3 separate regions of the Homo sapiens genome follow, and regions 2 and 3 are each linked to region 1. A link is a loop called in an ENCODE intact Hi-C map of the cell type or tissue named here. Cell type or tissue: heart right ventricle. All regions are shown on one strand.

What was found. A loop is a pair of places that touch in the nucleus more often than their neighbours do. Peaks named below come from ENCODE experiments on the same cell type or tissue, not always from the same donor. Only the 100,000 strongest peaks of a DNase experiment are listed, where the experiment ranks them.
Region 2: a loop joins it to region 1, with 2.9 times the contacts of the local background. A loop is called at or near these places in 36 of 110 quality-filtered maps.
Region 3: a loop joins it to region 1, with 8 times the contacts of the local background. A loop is called at or near these places in 84 of 110 quality-filtered maps.

What each region holds. Positions count from the first base shown.
Region 1 is chr6:129,496,040-129,504,039 of GRCh38, forward strand. It overlaps LAMA2 (laminin subunit alpha 2), which reads left to right. Exons shown (of 65, transcript NM_000426.4): 59 at 6,620-6,732; 60 at 7,052-7,241. LOC102723409 (a long non-coding RNA gene) reads right to left here. Exons shown (of 8, transcript XR_001743860.2): 7 at 6,566-6,752. Among named protein-coding and RNA genes, the nearest start is that of ARHGAP18, 210 kb to the right of the region's middle. RefSeq lists an enhancer at 5,670-6,869. In heart right ventricle, CTCF peaks have their summits at 3,176 (motif pointing right), 3,375 and 5,010; a DNase peak (open chromatin) is centred at 5,593; H3K27ac peaks cover 5,262 bases.
Region 2 is chr6:129,726,196-129,734,195 of GRCh38, forward strand. No RefSeq gene overlaps it. Among named protein-coding and RNA genes, the nearest start is that of ARHGAP18, 20 kb to the left of the region's middle. In heart right ventricle, a CTCF peak has its summit at 4,511 (motif pointing left); no DNase peak of the experiment used is centred here.
Region 3 is chr6:129,571,864-129,579,863 of GRCh38, forward strand. ARHGAP18 (Rho GTPase activating protein 18) reads right to left here. Exons shown (of 15, transcript NM_033515.3): 15 at 4,269-6,741. The coding sequence ends at 6,650. Among named protein-coding and RNA genes, the nearest start is that of ARHGAP18, 130 kb to the right of the region's middle. In heart right ventricle, a CTCF peak has its summit at 3,636 (motif pointing left); no DNase peak of the experiment used is centred here; H3K4me3 peaks cover 560 bases.

The sequences.
Region 1 (8,000 bases):
ACATGAGGAAAGAAAGCCCTCAAACTTACAGCATGGCCCAGGGGGTTACACACATGAGCGATAGTTGGCACTAAAACCCAGATATCTAAATTCCAACTGCTATTTCACCTTCTTTTTGTTTGTTTGTTTGTTTGTCTGTTTTTTGAGATGGAGTTTCACTCTTGCTACCCAGGCTGGAGTGTAATGTCACAATCTCGTCTCACTGCAACCTCCACCTCCTGGGTTCAAGCAATTCTCCTGCTTCAGCCTCCCGAGTAGCTGGGATTACGGGCATGCACCACCACTCTTGGCTAATTTTGTATTTTTAGTAGAGACGGGATTTCTCCATGTTGGTCAGGCTGGTCTCGAACTGCCAACTTCAGGTGGTCTGCCCACCTCAGCCTCCCAAAGTGCTGGGATTACAGGCATGAGACACTGCGCCCGGCCTATTTCCCCTTCTTTTGCACATTATAATTAGTTATGACTGTGTGGTCAGAATTAGATTTTTTAGAACTTTCCATCTCTATTAATTGTATTATATTTTAGAAATCAGATCATGAAGCCACACATATCTTCTGTTTTAATTTGTTTCCTTTCTTATGTTCTTTTTGTGTGTGTAGGGGGAAAAGGGTGTCTTCTTTTTAAAGGTTACTAAAAGTTAAAAGTTTTACAGTTTATTTTGTAACAAATATTTATTAAGCACCTACTAAGTGCAAAGATGAATACGATATTATCATTGCTAGTCAGAGAAAAAGAGGGAGAGTTGCTTTTTCTGCCATAGCCCTCCCACTTTTATTCCATGAATTCTGGCAGGTTACTTGTCCCTTCTAAATGTAAAATAATTAATGGACAAATAAGGATAATAATATCTTCCTTCTAGGATTACTATTATGAGGGAATAAGTTATACATTTTATGCAAAGCACCTAGCACCATGCTTGGCTCAAAGTAACATTCCATCTCTCTATTTATTCTTTTGTTAGTTTAACTTTAACTTCTGTGTTTCTTTAACTTAATTATTCTAGTTAGTTTAACTTTTCACATTTTTAGGGTGGGTGGCAGGTGCTGGAAAAAAAGGGATGTGGTGAGTATTCAATTTTTAAGCAATTCCAAACCCTTTTATTGGTTTGATATGTAATGATGATATATACATTGTAATGATGTGGTTATTAAATAAGTCCTCTATAATTTTCACTTCTCACCATTTTCCATTTTTGTATCAGAATTTAGATTCTTTATTTTTTTTTTCTTGCTCTGTCACCCAGGCTGGTGTGCAGTGGCGCAATCATGGCTTACTGCAGCCTTAACCTCCCAGGCTCAGGCGATCCTCATGCCTCAGCCTCCTGAGTAGCTGGGACTGCAGGTGCATTCCACCATGCCCGGCTAATTTTTGTATTTTTAATAGAGATGGGATTTCACCATGTTGGCCAGGCTGGTCTCGAACTCTTGGGAAGTGATCCACCTGCCTCAGCCTGCCAAAGTGTTGAGATTACAGGCATAAGCCACCACGCCTGGCCCAGAATTTAGCTTTTTAAGAGTTGTTATTTAAGAACTAAGACTTAAAAGTTAACTCCTGAAGTGAGAACTGCCTATTTATGAGCTCCATATTTGTGCTAGCACAGTTGACAGAAAAGATCTATTCTCAGTGCCCTTCTTTTTCTTCTTTACACCCATCACACCCAATCCTGCCAGCAACTTACAGCATGAGGACAACATTCACTATACTACAGGGCAATGTAAGGGTGTCTTGAGAAAGCCCTGCCTTGTGAAATGGATTATGTCAATCTTATGATTAATTCATGTTGAACACGCTAGATTAAAGAGCATTTCATGCATATTATCTCATTTGATATTATGGTAGCTTGTCTTCTCTTTATACTTCTCTCTTATTCTTTAGCCCATCGAGAGCTAGAGAAAACATTTCTACATGTTCTATTTGTGGATATTTTTCATGGAGGATGGCAGGAGGTAGAGGTAGATAAGAGGCTGAACTTCAAGTATTACAGAAATTTGTTGACATGTGGAAACGTGACAAGTTCTCTGCAAGTATGTGCACTGTTTAGACCAAGTCTTTTTAACAAGGATAGCCTGTGTGGATTTGTAGATAATGAGCTGGCTGCATTCTTTTACTTGAATTTTATTGAAGAGTTCAGCCGTAAACCTCACAGTTTAAAATGTGAAAACTAAGAAAAACAATACAAGTAGCCATGGAGAATTCCTGTACTGATGAGCTCTCTTTGGGATTTGGGGAAAAGAAGTGAGCACAGAAGGAAAGAATAGAGGAAAGGAAAGCGATTTCCCTAGCAGCTTTAGTGCTACACCTTTAAGACCTAAGTACAGTCAAGGCCAAAGGATAAACTGATTGGATACTGATATGTATTTAAAGAGAAAACATACATTTTCCACTTATCAAGGAATCCTTGTTTAGACATTAATGTATAAATATTACTGTAAATGCCCAAGACCCACCAAAAGAGCTTAAGTGCAGTGTTAACAATAATTCAGTTTCTCAATAAACATCTTGAGTAGGGCTTTTATATTTTAGAAGAAGATTAAAGTCAGTGCTATAAAAAGTATCTTCCACTTATTCATCCATAAAGAAAATCATGACAAATAAGCACCAGATGTGATTTTAGCCCACATTTATTAGAGAAATTAATTATTGACTCATGAAAGAAGAAAATTATGCAATTTCTATGATGATTCATTGTTTGGTGCTTTCAAGAACAAAGATGCCAGTTTTGATAAATGTAATATAAATCTCTGCTCAGGACCCAGGAAATTCAAGAGATGCTTATCAACGAATCATACGCACTCCTGAATCTAAGAACTCATTTCCAAATGTCAGCCACCAATCTGCAGTTAGTTAGAAAAGACCATTGCTTTATTCTGACCTGAAGTTAAATGAGTGACAGTGTGGGGGTGAAAACGTTTTGGCCCCGTTACCAATTTGGTGCACTATCTACTTCCCTAAACAAGGCTTTGGGAGCATGGCTTCCTCCATAATTATTCCCAACCACATCACTGCTCTAATCAACAGGTGCACCACCACGCGAGACTCCCCACCCAAGTCCTGTCTGCCTACAACTTGTAACCTGCCAAGCAAAGGCAAATGAAAAACAAGCGTATCTGTCCTCCTTTCATATCCCATTTTCCCCATTATCTATTTCTAGTACTTTAAAAAGTCCCCACAAGGTGGCAGAATTGTAACACGTTGAGATTGATGAGCCTCTACTGAGACTGTGAATTTTTTTTTTTATTATTATTGTTGTTTTAACACATTTGAGAGATTAGTGCGTCCAAAACAACACAGGTAAAGCATCACATCCATAGAGATGAGGACGCCTTCAAGTATACACTAGCTTAGAAAAGGATGATTCATCTTGCAATGACCATTCTTTAAAAGTTCCTTAAAATTACCTCATTAGATCTTTTCTCTTACCCTTTTTTCTTAGCTTAGATTTCAGTGGCAAGCAGAGTTGAAAACATCATCCTTAGTGACAAGATCATTTTATTTCTGAGCAAAGCACAGGGCAGTTTCTATTCCATCTCACTTGTTCCCCCTTTAAAATGCTAGAAGGAAAAAAGAAGCTTGAGCAGCTGGATGAGCAGCTCCACCCACTGTGGGACATGAGGCAGAAGGAAGAGAAGAGGAAGCAACACCGGGCAAAGCAATAAACTGGTGCTGCCCTGAACACATCATGTTTTTTTTCTTTTTGAGACAGGTTCTTGCTCTACTGTCCAGGTTGGAGTGCAGTGATGCAATCATAGCTCACTCTAACCTTGAACTCCTAGGCTCAAGTGATTCTCCTGCCTTGGCCTCCCGAGTAGCTGGGGCTTTCAGCATGCAACAACATGCCCAGCTAATTTTTTATTTTTTTAATTTTTTTGTTGTTGTTGTTCTTTTGGAGAGACAGAGGGGGGCAGGGGTCCTCACTTTGTTGCCCAGGCTGGTCTCAAACTACTAGCCTCAAGCGATCTTCCTGCCTCGGCTTTCCAAATGCTGGGATTAAAAACATGAGCCACCACGCCCATCCCTTACACCCATCAGACTTGGTTTCAGTTTACCCAAGGAAAAGTGATGCAAGGAAGACACCCTTTAACCAAGCAAGGGGGAGGTCGAGATTTGTACAAAACACTACCAAATTAGAGGGTGGGGAATTTTTGTCCCATTTAAATCCTAAGGTACATATTTTTAAAAACCCTCTTACACCAGCACTTCTCAGTCCTTTTCCAACTGCCAGTTTAATAAAGGAAGGTGATAGAAGTTTTATTAAAACAGTATCCATCCTGTTGCAAATCAATGATTGATAGTAAACATCACCTTGGATGTCCTTAAAAACAAAGGACTATACACCATAATGGCTTTAAACTTTGAGGTTACATGTTAGAGTGATCAGTTTGGTACAACTCTTTTCCATAACATTGGCTCATCTGAGAATACCGTTTTATTAAGCACTGCTTCTGCCTGCTTCTTGAGGGCTGCCCGTTGCAGAAACGGAGGATCTAATCCAGGAGGTGTTCTTCTTCCTAAATTTCAAGTGGATGTAACCTGTAATGATTCTTAAAAGAACTTTGACAAAGTCCCTGTCCTTTTCTGGTCAAAGGTTTTTTTCTAAAATGGCTTGACCAGTGCCTTGTCCATCTAGAAAATCTCATAGTATACAACGAAACAACAACAAAATAAAAACAAACCAAAAAACTGCTGCTTAGCTCAGGACCAGTTTTGGATACACCTGTCCAGTCTACCAGCAATCCAAAAGTTCCCCATAACATACAGCTGCTACCGGGAGTGTACAACTGCCACCTTGAAAATTTTTTAAATTTTAATAGAGAAGTTATATTGACATTTACATATAGTAATTAGACGAGTGACTGTAACCGCAATAATATGGACATAACCCACTGGTGGTTCTCTTTTAAGCTACATGTAATTGTTTCCTAATTCCTCAGCATCCATCCACCTTTCTTAATCCCTCAATTTTCAGAGCTGAGGGTGTAAAGATGTTTCAGTGAAATTCTGCCCCCAGTGGACTCACAGCAGATAGGATTATCTTAGTGATTTCTGAGGAAGACTGCAAGCTGCGTGTGTTTATCGAGACGGTCCTCTGTCCGGGAAATATCGTGAGAGGCTGATAAAAGATCCCAATTCTATTAATAGAAGTATTCATGACTGAGATCTTAAGCTACAGAGGCCTTTCCATTCGGGCTCTTTTTGCAGGCAGCGTAATAAGAAAGGTGCCACATGCTGCCTCTAAAAGAGGCCATTCAGCTGTGCGAATGAATAGCATTTTCCTGTCCTACCCACGGGGTTTTGCATAGCTGTGTGAATTTCGGCCACAGTCTGCTCTTTATAACTGACCATCTCCTGGGAAGCAAGAAGGGAAATACTTCCATGAAGACCAATTTTACGGCATTTCAAAACACTTTAAGCCTTTTACCTGCTGTGGCAGAGTGCTTCGTTTGACTAAGATCAAGAGAAAAGAGAACAAGGCTTTTCCTCATCAAGTAAAAATTTCCTGTGTGCTGATGAGTCATCTCTGAGGTACACTCTTTGGGAAGAACACTGTGCATCAAAAGCCTGCCTTGGGCTGCTTGAGAACCTCTGCTGAGTCAGCACTCACTGGGGCAGCGGCCCAGCCAGAGCTATTAAGTGCAGATCTTAAAAACAGATGTGTTGGTGAGAGTGTGCAGGTTATTTTCTCATGTACTGCATGTTCTAAGAGATGTCATAAGCAGCCTGTATATCGACCTATCTTGTGAAAATAGAGAACAGGGAAAGGAATTGTGGCTTTGGTAATTTAAGGAGCCTTGATTATTTATGGAGCTGTGTGTTATGGTAGCCAAATGTGATCTACTCAGCCAGGACTGCTGTATGCTTTGCAAGGCCCAGTGCAAAATGGAAAATGCAGGGCCCCTCACTGAAAAATTATTAAGAATTTCAAGATGGTGACAGCAGAGCATTAAACCATGTGACTGCACAGCCCCGCACCTAGCTCTCCCCCTCAGCACCCTAGGAAGCTGATCTTTGAACAGTGGCAGTTGAAATGGTGTATGGTGGGTTACATTTTTAAAATGTGCTGGGTTGCCTAGCAACTGGCAAGGGCCTGAATGGGCTGACGTGCAGGTTTAGATACACCATCTTGAAAGTCTACATTCATGGAAACCTTCTAGTGGACTGATAATTTTCAAGAAAAAGTAATATAGTGGGAGATGGAAATGGGGAGGGCAAGAAAAAACACATTTTGCTACTCTTATAACCCAAGTGGCTAGCTTGTCATTTTCCCTGTTCGATCTTCTAAGAATAGAGCTCTTCATATGTGAAGGAAAAATGAAAGGGAAATTCCAGTTTTCTCAGAAATATACATAAATTTTTAGAGGATAATGAAACTATGAGTTAATCAATAAATATGTCTGAGCACATTCCTTTAGCCATTCCAGGGTGTGATATGAGAAAACTGATTCACACGCACTGAGCACTCAATAATAAGTACTTACTATGCAGTAGACTACAGAGATGAATAATGTAGTTTTTATTCTTAAAGAATTACGCTAATATGTAAGAAACAATTAGACAGCATCATTACCTTTTTAAAGAACAGTCCATAATCTCCTGTTTTTCTCTCCTGGGTATTTTACAGGGTCCTTGTGCTGCAGAATCAGAACCAGCTCTTTTGATAGGGAGCAAGCAGTTCGGGCTTTCAAGAAACAGTCACATTGCAATTGCATTTGATGACACCAAAGTTAAAAACCGGTATGTATCATCCTGAGACACTGGGAAAGAACCGATAAATGAAGAACTGAGTATTTGTGTTTAATCAAGTTGAATCTACTACACTTATTAATTAATGAAGTTAGCTTTTCTTTTATTCACTGAGTACAATAGAGAATAGAATTTTATTTGTCTGAGCCTGAGGAGCCCAATTTAGGAAATCAGTAGCCTGATAAAGTCCTCATCTCTGAGAAGGTTTTACTCTCCTTTATGAAAATGCAGCCACGATCTGATACCGCTCTATTTTAGCATGAGAATGCTGTTATTTTTCTGTTTGACTTTGCATGCTTTTGTTTCACAGTCTCACAATTGAGTTGGAAGTAAGAACCGAAGCTGAATCCGGCTTGCTTTTTTACATGGCTCGCATCAATCATGCTGATTTTGCAACAGTTCAGCTGAGAAATGGATTGCCCTACTTCAGCTATGACTTGGGGAGTGGGGACACCCACACCATGATCCCCACCAAAATCAATGATGGCCAGTGGCACAAGGTAATAGTCCCCTGGATATTGGCAGTACCCTAAGGGAATTACTGAGTGGCAGCCATCAGCATTCTCCTGGTGCCAGTATATTTTGCCAGGGCAGACACTGACTCTGGCAGAAGCTAAAAATAAAATAAGTGCCATATACAACTACCACAATCTTGGAAAATGTGCTCAGACCTGTGTAGGTTTGCATTTGACCACTGGCATGCCTCATCATGGTTCCATCACTGCTATATGGCTGTGGTTTTCAAACATCTACCCATAAACTGAGGCCAGGTGGCTGAAGACATTTCCACTGCTCTAAGTGAGAAACGTAGAACAGAGTGTGTTCACCATCAAGCTCGATGTATTCAATTTTAAGGAATAATATTTATTCTGAGATTATATTATAGCATTTTTATGGTGGCTAAAAGGCCTTTCTATTATGAAATAGTATTTGCCAAAAGCAAAAGTTGGCAACACTAAAATGGGTCCCAAGACTCCCCACCTAACCACACAGTGGTCTGTGAAAACCAGGAATCCAGGAATCTCTGGTTGATCGTGTTTAAAGGGCTCTAAGGTATCATTTCTACTGACAGTTATTTGGAACAACTTTAAAAACGTTGGCCTTACACCCAGAAACTGGTACTATTATGGGCACAGAAGGCTCATTTGCCAGCTTACTGTCCTCTTTGGCATGACTGCAAATAGATAATATACTGCCTGATTAAAACAAAATCTCAACATTTGTCTCTGCACCTGCGATAGCCTATTAAAGCAAAGCTT
Region 2 (8,000 bases), 230 kb after region 1:
TCAGATTTTTAAATCCTTGAGCTGAAAACAATATGCATTTATTAAAATGTCAATTATATGCTATTCTGTACTATTTTTCATTTCTGTTTTCTGAAATAGTTTCTACCCCATTGCCTCTGTTTGACAAATGAGGAAACTGAAAGATTAGTCAGAGAGATTAAACAATTTGCCAGAGATAAAGCCAACAGTGCTTAGATTTGAACCCAGGTCTCTTGACTCTAAATCAATCATCTGACTTTTTACTAAAACATGCTGCTCATGACATCTGTTCAAAAAGGGGTATTATGGTATAGTTAGACGTTCCAGGCTCAGGCAGATTTGTGTTGTGTTGGTTGTCATTAATGAAACCTTAGAGAACAACTTAGCAGCTAGAGCTACAGTATTTCAAATGCTAGTCTTTCAACTAACAAACAAGACACCTTTGTTTGTTTACGTTTGACCAAGGAAATATCATGGATCTATATTGTATTCATATAAGTGTCCATAGATTCATTGGAATTCATTATAATGAATTCCAGGTCCATAACAAAGGATTGTTCCAAAGGTGACCCACTCTTAAGTTGAAATAACATTTGGTCCCAATAACTAAATCCCCCTGGACTGGAGTCCACTAAGTAGCAAAGCACTTGCCAGCTTGCTTACTTTCAGAGTACTCTCTGTACTCTGTCTCACCATAAGAGGGGTATGAGGCTGTTCTTTTAGCTATTTTTAGTTAAACATGCACTGCTAAAACACATACAATAGCCTAACATTTTAAAAAAGTGACAGCCTTCATTTCTCATGGGAAAGAACTGGTTATTAATTTAGATCTCCCTTAGACACTCTCTAGAAAGGCCCAATTACCTGAAGTATGAAAAACACTTCAAGGTATGACACCTATAACATGTTGACATGGAATGTGTCTCACTCTTTATTCTACTATTGTGCTATACTGAAGTTATTTATACTTCCGATAACCCCCTTTCCTCTGCTGTGCACACACATACACATATGCACACAGACTCCATAGGATTCTGTTTCCTGAGGGCAGGAAGTTCCATCCATTTCCCTACTCTCAATATGCCATCTGGCACACAGTCATTCATTAGCATTTGTTGAGCAAATATGCCGAAGTGCCAAAGTAAAAGCCACTGATCTGCCCAAGGACACGAGTAAATGCCTCGAGAGCTCTGCATCCCCACAAAGGAGGTGGATGGGTCAGTGTCAATCCTGAGAACAGCAAAATCAAGAAATAAGGTAGCTTTAAATCCTTGCTAGAATAGTTATCTGGTTAATAAATGCTGGAAGTCTGTGGTAAGAATAAGCTGTTGCACTGAATCAGTTATTAATACAACCCTATATCACCTGTGAAGGAAAAGTAACATCAACTATAAATTCTGAAATTGCAAGGAAAAATAATCATTTTCACTCTATGCTTTTACCTCCCCTCTCCTAAAGAAACCAGAACCACTGTCAGATTAGCAATGACTGATTTCTCAATAGTCACAACCTGTCTTTATCTTATTGAGCTTCAGAATACATGATAAAATTGCACCAAGAGAAGAATATGAAGTCCTTGATTCTCTACAGCACAGCATTAAACCACTACTTTAATCACTAATCAACAACCATAATTTAGCCTAATTATAAATTACAAGTATCTAATTTTAGAAGATCTTTGCTTTATAAATCCTAGACACTGGAGACATTATTAACTTAGCTCCTTGAAATTATTCCAGGGCCGGAAACATCCCTTGTACATTCTTGCTGCATGTATCTGGTCTAGAAACAGACCTGTAATCAGGATCTTTTCTTCAGGTTTCTAGGGGTCAGAGCAGCCATCTATTTGGTATGAGTTGAGCATCTCTGAGAAGGCAATTATATGCCACCCACCCAAATCTCTCTTCTCCTTATACTTGAAATATCCCCTTGGGCCTCAGATTTTATTTTAATCGCTCCCCCAAGGTACTGGTCCCAGGAAATGTGGTAAATTCAAGCCCTTATCAATGTAACAAAGACGCGAGTCAAGGAGATCCCTGAAATGGGAAAAGAAATCCCAGAAAGGAAGGGACTAATTTGTCCCAGAATATACACACGTGCATGGAGAACATAAGCCTTTTGCTTGTAGCTTTGAACTACCACCAACTATGTTTCTGTTGGGTGTTGAACATTTTCAACTAGAACTGGGACAACCGAAGTATTATCTTTACCAGGTGTAACTACTGGCATAAAAAAAGAAAGGCAAAAACCACTGTGGTCCTTCAAGATGTGATGGGCCAGTGACATCGCGCTGAATTTTCTGATTTGTAAAATGAGGGGTTGTGCTGCTCCTGGGGACCCCCGCACACCTTTAAGCTCCCACATGATGGGTCTATGGTATATATCTATGGCGCAAATTTCACTGGCAGTGTGATGGACCACACTTTGTACATGGGCAGGTCATATAGGTATGATGATGACAGTCGCCAACTGATTCAAAGAACAGTGTCCCAAAACTCCTGACCTCTGGAGATACTGGACAGTCAAGAGTACTAAGCAGCAAAACAAATGGGGGAAAAATGTTTGCTCCCCTGGCCTCCTACTCCTTGAGCGGCCTTCTATAGGAAATTGCAAATCATTGAGAAAGCTACAGGGGGCTAGGCACAGCGGCTCACGCCTGTAATCCCAGCACTTTGGGAGGCCGAGGCGGGCAGATCACGAGGTGAGGAGATGGAGACCATCCTGGCTAACATGGTGAAATCTCGTCTCTACTAAAAATACAAAAAAAATTAGCCAGACATGGTGGCGGGCGCCTGTAGTCCCAGCTACTTAGGAGGCTGAGGCAGGAGAACGGCGTGAACCCGGGAGGCAGAGCTTGCAGTGAGCCGAGATCGCACCACTGCACTCCAGCCTGGGCGACAGAGCGAGACTCCATCTCAAAAAAAAAAAAAAAAAAAAAAAGAAAGAAAGAAAGCTACAGGGTAGCAGCTTTAGCAAGTGAATGCTAGTAACTTTTTTTTACCCTGAAAATCGCACAGTGGTGCTGATGATTAGTCATTCCTGATCATCACATGATGCTGAACTTCATGAAGTACAACGGCTAATGTGTATGGTCTTCCCGTTAAGACAGAGGCAGCCTAGTAGAGACTTGGCTTTGGAAAAGGAAGCTAGTATTAGGAGTTTATCTTTACTGTTTAGAGTTGACTTTATCTCAAAGGATGTCAGCAGCATATATCATGTGACAGCGGATCAGTCACGACACCTCATCTAAATGCAGTCATCATAGTACGTGGTCTTCCCACTGCCTTGCCTACCGTCCATAAAAAGAGGGTCACTCTAGTCCCTGACAGCCATGCCTTCATACCATCCACCTCCAGCCAGAACTAATAATTCAGGGGTAGCAGTGTGAAAAAGACCAGCAGCTTCAGGAATTTTGGGTTCCAGAACTGATATGGATACTAATTAGCTCTGTGCAAGTTAACTTTTCTCTGTCTCCATGTCCTAAACAATGAAAGGGCTGATTAGACCATATGAGCTCTCAGCTCCCTTCCATCTTCAGTGATTCTTTGATAATAATATAAGTTATCCAAATGGTATCATTTATTATGATTGCTTACTGTGTGCCACGCACCATACTAAGTGCTTTTCATTTATCATCTATTTTAATCCTTGCAAAAAGAGAGGAAAATGACATTATCCTCACTTTATAGATTAAAAACTGGCCGGGCGCAGTGGCTCACGCCTGTAATCCCAACACTTTGGGAGGCCGAGTCAGGCGGATCACGAGGTCAAGAGATCGATCGAGACCATCCTGACTAACATGGTGAAACCCCGTCTCTACTAAAAATACAAAAATTAGCTGGGCCTGGTGGTGCGTGCTTGTAATCCCAGCTACTTGAAAGGCTCAGGCAGGAGAATCGCTTAAACACAGGAGGCGGAGGTTGCAGTGAGCCGAGATTGCGCCACTGCACTCCAGCCTGGTGACAGAGCAAGACTCCATCTCAAAAACAAACAAACAAAAAACCTTAAGACTCAAAAATGGAGTTTACAGAGTTCTTCCCTGCTTATACCTTTCAGTCAAAGGGTGTTCTTTGTTTAAAAATCACACACAAATTCAGTGAGACAACAACAAAAATTCACGTAAAACCAGACCGAATATGAAATAGTATTATTCTAACAATTCTATTTTATCAACTGATGACTTCACTTTTTACTCTGCTTTTTTAAACTGCCAAATCAAGTGAATAGATTCATTATTTTAAACACAGTGTTGCATAAATCTAGATGATTCCTCTGACAAACCTCTAAGAAGGTGTATGACAATGATACGCAGGTACTGAAATCAAAAGCAGCTTTAGGAAAACTAATCTTCCGTATCTAGGGCCTCGTGTTAAAAATGCCTTCGTCAGGGGTGACTCCACTTCAGTGCCAAATGTCTGTCATTCACCTGCCACTTCCATCAAGTATTAATATGAAAAAAGGCAACGTTTTTACCTGTTATAATGAGGTGAACTTTTAGCTTTAATTTGATTGCCACCTGCTGGCTAAAAGACACAACCTTCCTTCCGCAGCAAAAACTGCTTGGTAACTCAGAAGGATAAATGCAAACAAATGAAATTCATATCATTAGCAAAGCCAGCGCTCACTTCTACCAGGTTGTCTTCTAAAAGGAAGGGAACTAATATTTAATGTGTCTATTGTATGTCAGGTGCTATGCTAGGTGCTTCAGATTACTATATTATTACATTTAATCAGTTCCAAACCATGTGACATACCACCATTTTGAAGAAGGAAAAACAAGCAACTGCCTTCACATCACACAAACAAAAAGCAGCAACAATCCGAAACTAGGTCTCACCTAGACAACTTTTCTTCATCATCAGCATATCCTCATTCCATGATTCCATGATTCCACCCTACCATGGGATGCCCTAGTAATCTCATGCTATCCAGAAAATATTGGTGAGCTGAGGCTAAGAAGCAGAGCTATAATTCACTGTAGAGTCACAAAGCCTTCCTGATATTTCACAGGGAAGCAGAGGCAGGCCAGATAAATACCTCAAAACATTAGCAGGGAGAGCCAGCAACAATTAGTCAAAGGTAGAACGAGAAGACTGTGAAAGTCATCAACAGAAGCAACATAAGGGGATGAGAAAAAAGACTTGAATAATTACAAACCTTCAGTCCTTTAGCAAAAACAAAAACAAAAAAAAGAAAATAAGGAGTGTTGGGTATTTTTCTTTGGTCCATTTAGGAAAGACTCATCTGCTCACCCATCTCCTGGGGGTCCCTGGGTACTGGTGCTGTGTAGCACACACATGGCCCAGCGCCTGGCCACCAAGAGCTCACCATCTTGTTGGCCAGGCAAATATAAAGGAAGGCTTTCGTGCTAGAGGTGCTCAGAGCCCCTCTCTCACTCTTATCTACCATCTCCTTTTGTCTTTGAGAGCCTTTACCACTGAAAAAACAACGGCTAGTGTTTGAGTGATAACTTTGTGCCGGACACTGTTCTAAGCACTTTAATATATTAACTTAATCTTCACACAATGGTAAGAGATAACTGGTATCTTTAATCTCTCTTCCATAGATAGGAGGGTAAGCAACTTGCCTGAGATCACACAGATCTCTTAAGCTATGGAACCAGTGTTCAAATCTAGGCACTTTGAGGCACTTTGTTTCACAATTCATATCTTTAAAAAATAGTTTACGTGGCCTCTCAGAGAATCATGATCGCCTTGGTTTCGCAGAGGAAGACTAGGAACAGAAAGATCAAGTGATTTATCATATGTTGTACAGTTTAGAAGCCAGCAAGGCCACAAGTGGAACTAATTCTCCAACGATTTGTCAGTCCAGTTATCTATTATTACTATCATGTTGCTTCTGAAAATAAGAATAATGACACAACAAGCAGAAAGAACATACACATGCTAAGGACATGCTAAGGAAGTTCAGGGTCAGGTTGTTGGGAACAGAATCTGCAGTAGTAATGATGGTGGAATGTGCTTATTCCAGCAAGGCTGCTGGAGGTTGGGAGTTACCTCCAGACCCAGCCCATCAGGCTGAGAACCCTCTGTTATCTTGGAGGCCAGCTCTACTCCACAGAGAGGCCTGGCACGAAGAAACAATTCTGTTAGTGAGAAGTGATTAATTAGACATCACAGATAACCCCTGTACTTGGAGGAAGCATGTGAACTTCCATTTATATGGTTTATCAAATTAGAATGATCATCAACTTCTGGGGCAAATTCAAATGTCAGCTTTATGTTCTAGCGTCAATTGGAAAGAGAATAAAATTACAATCCACTCCAAACACCACTACTCTGAAAGTAACACCCACACAAAATCATATCCTCAGATGAAATTTTACTTGGAAGTTTTAGGAGGAATAATTATCATTTAACAATCATTTTTCACTTTGTCTAAGACCACGATAATTGGGGAATATAGTTATAACTAGCATTTACCACCAATCAAAATATTGACACCGAAGGCAGTGTTTAATGAGATAGATCAGGAATTTAACCGGTCCAGAATTAAGGACAGAAAATCACAAACTGATGATCACCAGTGAGTAGACCTAAAGGAATTTGATGAGTGTTTCTACCTTGATTACATGTATTCAATTTCATAGGACACTAAAGCTTGTATTGCACTATAGTTTAAAAATTTTTTTCCACCATATAATGTGTACGTGTTTTCCTTTATGAGGGCTATTGGAGGAAGGGGAAAAAATGCAAGTAGAGAAAGGAAAAAAGTAGGATGGAAAATGTAGGAGATTCCACAGAGAATTTTATAATAATTATAATATTCATTGTTATAAAATACTTTATAATCATTGCCAATAGCTTGAAGATACTTATATCCTGCTCTGCCCCTGAGCTAAATAAACTGAATTTGAGCTTTAGTGTAACATTTCAAGAAAAATATGTATCTAGAGAGGATAATCAGAATGGTATGAAATTCTCAAAATATATATGAGAAAAAGTGGAAAGAAACAGGAATGCTTGCCTTTGAGAAGGAAAAAACCATTCGGAAATAATAATAGCAAACATTTACTGAATGTGTTTTATATACCAGACATGGTGCTATGCAATTTACATGTATTATCTCATTTAATCCTTACAACAACCACATAAGGTAAGTATTATTGCAATTTACAGATGAAGAACTGAGGATTAGAAATACTCACTCTCATCCAAGATCATGAGTTCACAAATGGGGAAGGTAAAACCTACCGGCAGGTCTGCCTTATGTAAAAGCCTAGCATCTCATTCAATCTGCTGTATGGCTGCAATGTAAGAAACAATTGCCCAGCCTGTATTGTAGAGACCGTGTTGATAGACAGGTTCTAGTACCACTGCTGCCACCACCTGGGAATATGACTTTAGGTAAATTATCATCTCAATACATTGCTGTCCCCTCATCTACAAAGCAGCAGTTTGGATGATCATTAAAGATTTTTATTACTTAGATTCTATAACTCCAAATATTTGAAAATGTATTGAATAGGAAATGAATGAATTTTGTTGCTCCAGATGGCAGAATCAGAAGAAATGGGCTTATACAGAAACTGATTGTCTATAACACATGGATTTTTCTGGCACTTCTATAGAATAAAATGGAACAGAGAAACATACAGAATAAGAGAATCAATAAAAATATAAGTCCCAAACTCTTTCAATGTTAAATACATTTACATTTTAGCGGTATTTTCATATATTTCCTAATAATGGTATAGTAGAACCAAAAATTTACCCTGAATTCAAATTTTACAAAATAAAATTCTAAAATTATATTCTGTGCACCTTCTAATTATTTTCCTATCTTTGAGGCAGTGACTTTCAAAAAAATTAAATTCTGAATATCTTAAATGCTAAAATGATTTTAGTAATTTGAGGCAGTTAAAATGTAATTTTGCAGTGCTAATGAAAAGTGTTTTAAAACATCTATAATCTACCAAAAAAACATGTTGACATATTTGTCAGAATAATCCATTCTAAAATATAAATGTTTTAGATGAATTTAATTATTTTTCTTTCAAA
Region 3 (8,000 bases), 76 kb after region 1:
ACTACTGGGCAAATAACGAAATTAAAGCAGAAATAAGTAAGTTATTTGAAATCAATGAGAACAATGACACAACACACCAGAATCTCTGGGACACAGCTAAAGCAGTGTTTAGAGGGAAATTTATAGCACTAAATGCCCACTGGAGAAAACAGGAGAAATCTAAAATCGACACCCTACCATCACAATTAAAAGAACTAGAGAAGCAAGAGCAAACAAAATTCAAAAGCTAGCAGAAGACAAGAAATAACTAAGATCAGAGCAGAACTGAAAGAGATAGAGACATGAAAAACCCTTCAAAAATCAATGAATCCAGGAGCTGTTTTTTTTTTTGAAAAGATTAACAAAATAGATAGACCACTAGCCAGACTACTAAAGAAAAAAGAAGAATCAAATAGACACAATAAAAAATGATGAAGGGGATATCACCACTGATTCCACAGAAATACAAACTACCATCAGAGAATACTGTAAACACCTCCACACAAATAAACTAGAAAATCTAGAAGAAATGGATAAATTCCTGGACACATGCACCCTCCCAAGACTAAACCAGGAAGAAGTCGAATCCCTGAATAGACCAATAACAAGTTCTGAAATTGACACAGTAATTAATAGGCTACCAACCAAAAAAAGCTCAGTACCAGATGGATTCACAGCCAAATTCTACAAGAGCTAAAAAGAGGAGCTGGTACTATTCCTTCTGAAACTATTCCAAACAATAGAAAAAGAGGGACTCCTCCCTAACTCATTTTATGAGGCTAGCATCATCCTAATACCAAAACCTGGCAGAGACACAACAACAAAATAAAATTTCAGGCCAATACCCTGATGAACATCGATGTGAAAGTCCTCAATAAAATACTGGCAAACTGAATCCAGCAGCACATCAAAAAGCTTATCCACCACGATCAAGTTGGCTTCATCCCTGGGATGCAAGTCTGCTTCAACATCCACAAATCAATAAACATAATCCATCACATAAACAGAACCAATGACAAAATCCACATGATTATCACAATAGATTCAGAAAAGGCCTTTGATAAAATTCAGCACACCTTCATGCTAAAAACTCTCAATAAACTAGGTATTGATGGAACATATCTCAAAATAATAAGAGCCATTTATGAGAAACCCACAGCCAATATCATATTGAATAGGCAAAAGCTGGAAGCATTCCCTTTGAAAACCAGCATAAGACAAGGATGTCCTCTCTCATCACCCTATTCAACATAATATTGGAAGTTCTGGCCAGGGCAATCAGGCAAGAGAAAGAAATAAAGCGTATTTAAATAGGAAGAGAGGAAGTCAAATTGTCTCTGTTTGCAGATGACATGATTGTATATTTAGAAAACCCCATCATCTCAGCCCAAAATATCCTTAAGCTGATAAGCAACTTCAACAAAGTCTCAGGATACAAAATCAGTGTGCAAAAATCACAAGCATTCCTATACACCAATAATAGACAAACAGAGAGCCAAATCATGAGTGAACTCCCATTCACAATTGCTATAAACAGAATAAAATACCTAGGAATACAACTTACAAGGGATATGAAGGACCTCATCAAGGACAACTACAAACCACTGCTCACAGAAATAAGAGAGGACACAAACAAATGGAAAAACATCCCATGCTCACGGATAGGAAGAATCAATATCGTGAAAATGGCCATACTGCCCAAAGTAATTTATAGATTCAATGCTATCCCCATCAAGCTATCATTGACTTTCTTCACAGAATTGGAAAAAAATAATTTAAATTTCATATGAAACCAACAAAGAGCGCGTATAGCCAAGACAATCCTAAGCAAAAAGAACAAAGCTGGAGACGTCATGCTACCTGACTTCAAACTGTACTACAAGTCTACAGTAACCAAAACAGCATGGTACTGGTACCAAAACAGATATATAGACCAATGAAACAGAACAGAGGCATCAGAAATAACGCCACACATCTACAACCATCTGATCTTTGACAAACCTGACAAAAACAAGCAATGGGGAAAGGGTTCCTTATTTAATAGCGTTGGGAAAACTGGCTAGCCATATGCAGAAAACTGAAACTGGACGCCTACCTTACACCTTATACAAAAATTAACTCGATGGATTAAAGACTTAAATATAAGATCTAAAACCATAAAAACTGTAGAGGAAAGCCTAGGAAATACCATTTAGGACATAGGCATGGGTGAAGACTTCATGACTAAAACACCAAAAGCAATGGCAATAAAAGCCAAAATGGACAAATGGGATCTAATTAAACTAAAGAGCTTCTGCACAGCAAAAGAAACTACCATCAGAGTAAACAGACAACCTACAGAATGGGAGAAAATTTTTGCAGTCTATCCATCTGACAAAGGGCTAACATCCAGAATCTTCAAGGAACTTAAACAAATTTACAAGAAAAAATCAACCCCATCAAAAAGTGGGTGAAGGATATGAACAGACACTTCTCAAAAGAAGACATTTATGCAGCCAACAAACATGAAAAAAAGCTCATCATCACTGGTCATTAGAGAATTGCAAATCAAAACCACAATGAGATACCATCTCATGCCAGTTAGAATGGTGATCGTTAAGAAGTCAGGGAACAACAGATGCTAGAGAGGATGTGGAGAAATAGGAACACTTTACACTGTTGGTGGGAGTGTAAATTAGTTCAACCATTGTGGAAGACGGTGTGGTGATTCCTCAAGGATCTGGAAGCAGAAATACCATTTGACCCAGCAATCCCGTTACTGGCTATATGCCCAAAGGATTATAAACCATTCTACTATAAAGACACATGCACACGTGTGTTTACTGCAGCACTGTTCACAATAGCAAAGACTTGGAACCAACACAAATGCCCATCAATGATAGACTGGATAAAGAAAATGTGGCACATATACACCATGGAATACTATGCAGCCATAAAAAAGGATGAGTTCATGTCCTTTGCAGGGACATGGATAAAGCTGAAAACCATCATTCTCAGCAAACTAACACAGGAACAGAAAACCAAACACCGCATGTTCTCACTCGTAAGTGGGAATTGAATAACGAGAACACATGGAGACAGGGAGTGGAACATCACACACCAGCGCCTGTCAGAGGTTGGGGGGCTAGGGAAGGGATAGCATTAGGAGAAATACCTAATGTATATGACAGGTTGATGGGTGCAGCAAAACACCATGGCACATATATACCTGTGTAACAAACCTGCACGTTCTGCACATGTATCCCAGAACTTAAACTATATTAAAAAAAAAAAAAGTTAATTATGCCTTCTTATCTTAGACATCCCTTCACTTACTTTCCCGGTTCACTGCCTTCCTTCTTGTCATAATCGTTCTGCTTGAAATGGACGTTGTGAAAAGCCTAATTTCAGCTTAGAAAAATGTCCTCTTCTACCGCCCTTCCCATTCAATGGATTAAGGATAAAAGCAGACAAACAGATTGAACATAGAAACTCTGAAATTATTTACAATTTCAGAATCGGTAATCAAAGCAAGAGCTCCACAGTGTTCTTACCTAGCTGCCTTGCAGATGCCTGGCACTGAGTCTTAGCAACTTCCCTATGAACTCGGGTTCATTTTAAAAACTTCCCGTAGTTTCGATTCAAAGGAATGCCTGACCAATACTGCCACCTACTGATGAGTAGGTGAGAAATCAGGACAATCAGATGGAGAGTCCAAACCAGTTTAATGAAAACGAAGACAGACAATAATGAAAAATTCCTTGAAGTCGGTAAAATAATCTGCCTTTCCCAGAGAGTACTAGTAAGGAATTTACATCGAATCCTACAGCAGCATTAAGCAAAGATTGTGTAAGTGCAAAGAATTACAATGACCTCTGATACAGTCTGGCTCTGTGTCTCCACCCGAATCTTATCTTGAATTGTAATCTGAATTGTAATCCCCATATGTTGGGGGAAGGATCTTGTGGGAAGTGACTGAATCATGGGGGCAGTTCCCCGTGCTGTTCTTGTGATTGTGAGTTCTCACAAGATCTAATGGTTTTGTGAGGGGCTTTTCCCCGCTTCACCCTGTGCTTCTCATCCTTCTCCTTCCTGGCACCATGTGAAGGACATGTTTGCTTACCCTTCTGCCATGACTGTAAGTTTCCTGAGGCCTCCCCAGCCATGTAAGTCAATTAAACCTCTTTATAACTCACCCAGTCTCAGGTATTTCTTCCTAGCAGTGTGAGAACAGATTAATGAAGCCTCTTTCAGAAAAGAGCATCACCAACGTTACCAGGACAACCAGTCCTCCTTTAAGAATTCAAATGTTTTAAACTCAAGGCAAATATATTTATTTTTATTTTGTCTCATACACACACAGAAAAACAAATAAAAATCTAGCCTGAGATTTAAAACTCACTAAGGAAAAAAAATCACAGCAAAAGCAGTAGGTTAACATCAGGATATTTATATTCAAGGCTCTATGGTATCAAGTTTTTTTTCTCTTTAGAGCCAGGCATGGTGGCATGCACCTGTGGTCCTAGCTACTCACGAGGCTGAGGCAGGAGGTTTGCTTGAGCCCCAGTGCTTGAGGCTGCAGTTAGCCGCGAATGCACTGCTGTACTCCAATCTGGAAAACAGAGCAAGACCCTGTCTCTAAAAAATTTGAGATTTTTTAAAGTCCATATTTTTTTGTTATTTAAACGTGATATTATTCAACATTGATGAACTTGGGTCGTGAGTTCTAAAAGGGATTCAAAATAAAATGGCATTTTCACTTTTTTAAAATTAAGATACTTTTTCATGATCAAAAATATGTTGTGTCTCCCTCCTGACCCTCCTTTTCAGGTAGGTAGCAAACGTTGCGAAATTTAGTTGGCATATGCTTCAGACAACCTTTTACTTAAATCATTATCCTCACTGCTATCTTTTTTTTTGAAGTTGTATACTCCTAAAATGTTTTAAGCACTTAATTTTTCTTTTATATTATTAATTGTTTTCAACCCACTAATAAGTACCATTTTGCTAATTGGGAAATTAATACATATTGTCAAAGAAACAGACTAAACTGTATTTTGAAAATCCTGAAGAATAAAAATTTGTAAAAGGAAAAAAACTAAAGACGAAAACATATTTACATCTCTGACATCTTCCTACTTTAAAAATTACAAAGAAAATAGAAAATAGAGGTGACTTTTAATAACAAAAAAGTCCATTTCTCAATATTAATAAAAAAAAAGCAAAAATACTCATAAACACATAGGATTAAAAGTAATGATTCCAAGAGAAGATAATTTAGAAAAAGGCATTTAATTACAAAATTTTCTTTTAAATAAAAAAGCAATGGCACGAATCACCACAAAATCATTTAAGTGATCATATCCACAGGCTGTTCTTGTAATTATATGCTAAAAATTTATGACTGTTCTCATTAACAGCATTCCCCCCCTTCATTAGAGACATCAAGAGCTTCTGAGAATGTGTAGTTTTTCCTAAAGTACTACTAAAAGTATCATGAACACCGTTTGTGCAGCATTCATTTACATCACCTTTTATTTACTATATTCTAAACTCATAAAATATTTAACATTTCTCTACTTCATTTCTTATTTACAGTACAGAGGCTCATCTCTTGTCACAATATGGTTTGTGCATTAAAATCCCTGGGAATAGTACTTTCAAGAACATTTTAATAAATTGACTCCGATTATTTAAAATAAGAACACAAACAAAAGCTTTTTCACCCAGAAGAATAATTCTTCCAGTAGACTTATTCAGGACTTAAAAAAAAAAATCCCTCTTTAAGTAAAATACATTCTTCAACCATTACTGGATTATACTATCATGCATATTTATAATGCTAATAATGACAACACGTAAAGCCAGCTATGACTTTTAAAATTCCATTTAGAAGAGTACAGTAGACAGAAAGTGCTTTGGCTTTCACTCTCTTGTTATCCATAATCCAATTATTATTTCACATGGGTATATTTTATTTATTCTTAGTATATAAGTATTTAATGGTTCAGTAATAACTGGCAGCTTCTGACAGTCCTATTTTCTTGGTCGCTGATACGGTTCTGTGAACATAAGTCAGATGAACTGAAAAAAAATGCAAATCACTTCCTGTGATACAGCAGGAAAAGGTGGAATGTTATTATTTGAGCAAATGATTCAAAGAGATGAATACTAACATTCTGTCGTGACAGGAATACTGTGAAATTAGGTATGTTTTAATGTGCTGTCTTCACAACTTGCCATACCTGGTATTTGTTATCTTTTTGGTCAAAAAGCAAACCTAACTGGGAAAGGGTAGATGTGAGGAGGTAATAGAGGTGAGAGAGCATATATTACAGTATATATGATTTTAGGAGAAAAGAATGGGAAGAGAAGACATTTCCACATATTAAAAAAAAAAACTATGTCACATCTGGACACATTTCACAGAGCATATGAAAACTGCCCACAAACTAATTAAGCCTCTTTACTCTCACTCCAGAAATTTTTTTTCTAATAATAACATTAATAATAATTAATATAATTCTGGCAGCAGCACAAATCTATGACTTTTTAAGGCTTAAGAGAGTCATTTTTAAATACTTGGGTACAACTGAATAATATGAGTCCTGCCATTTCTTTTATTTACACTCTTGACTCAGCAAGAATTATGACAGAAGTCCACATGGTTATCTGCAGCTTGTTAAGTCTTCTACAATGGCTTTGACTTTATAACCCACTCAGCATTTGGGTTAAGCTGATATAAATCCTTCATGTAAGTGTCATCATCAAGGCAGCGTTCCCCTGTTAAAATAGATGTTGTGTCAGTTTAATACAGCAGGTAGATTGGTATGCAATTTTAAACTTAAGCTTAATTATTTAACTCTTAAGTCTTGGACTTCAAAATACTTATTCTACTTTGGGAGGCCGAGGTGGGCAGATTGGTTGAGATCAGGAGTTTGAGGCCAGCCTGGGCAACATAATGAAACCCCATCTCTACAAAAAATACAAAAATTAGCTAGGCATGGTGGCTTGCACCTGTAGTCCCAGCTACTCAGGGGGCTGAGGTGGGAGGATGGCTTGAGCTCAGGAGGTGGAGGTTGCAGTGAGCTGAGATTGCGCCACTGCACTTCAGCCTGGGTGACAGAGGCAGACACTGTCTCCAAAACAAAACAAATAATAATAATAAAAAAAAAACTTCTCATTCTTTCCTGTTTCTCAAAATATTGTAAGAATTGGCCAACAATTGGAAAAATAAATTTGGTAGTCTTTCTCCAAATGAATAGGTTTCAAATTAATTTAGGAAGCTGAAAATACTTTGTATGATAGGCTTTTAAATAGTTCCTTAAAAGCTTAATCATCTTATTAGGAGGGGCAATGGTTTTGAATCCACCTAAGAAACTACACTTAATTCCCAAGATCTAAAAGGAAAATAAGAAATCAAATCTATTAATATTTAAATAACCTTTACTAATAGAGTTAACAATTCCAGGTTTCTAGTGTCATGGCCTATTTAAGAATAAACCTTCACATTCCTATATTTAACTTTTAATATTTACTAACATTTTTAATTCCCACAAAAACACCCTACAAAATTTATTGCAAAATTATTTTTAATTACTATTTTGAACTTAACATGATTTCATTTATTTCTTAATAATTTTACCCTTACCATTTCCAAGAGTCAAAAAAGAAAAAAAGATTATTTTAAATTTTTAAAAAGAGATGGTTAAGACTCACTGATAATTACAAAAGGGTAAAATATAAAACATGGTCAAAGTTAATTCATTCCATTTTTTAAATTACTAATGTGAATTTGAGTGTGTGTGCATGTGTATAAAATTTAGCAGGAAATCAACTATGGCAAAAGTAAATCTGCTTTTACTAAAAATATCTAATACTGTACTATAATAAAGTGTTATCTTAGCCTTATATAAGCTCAACTACTTCCTTTACTATGTGACATGAGTATATTACAAAGAAGAGAGTTTTGAAAAACTTGCATCATTAACCATTCCAGGAGTTATTCTTACTGTATAGGGAACTTGCCTTTGCTGAAATTG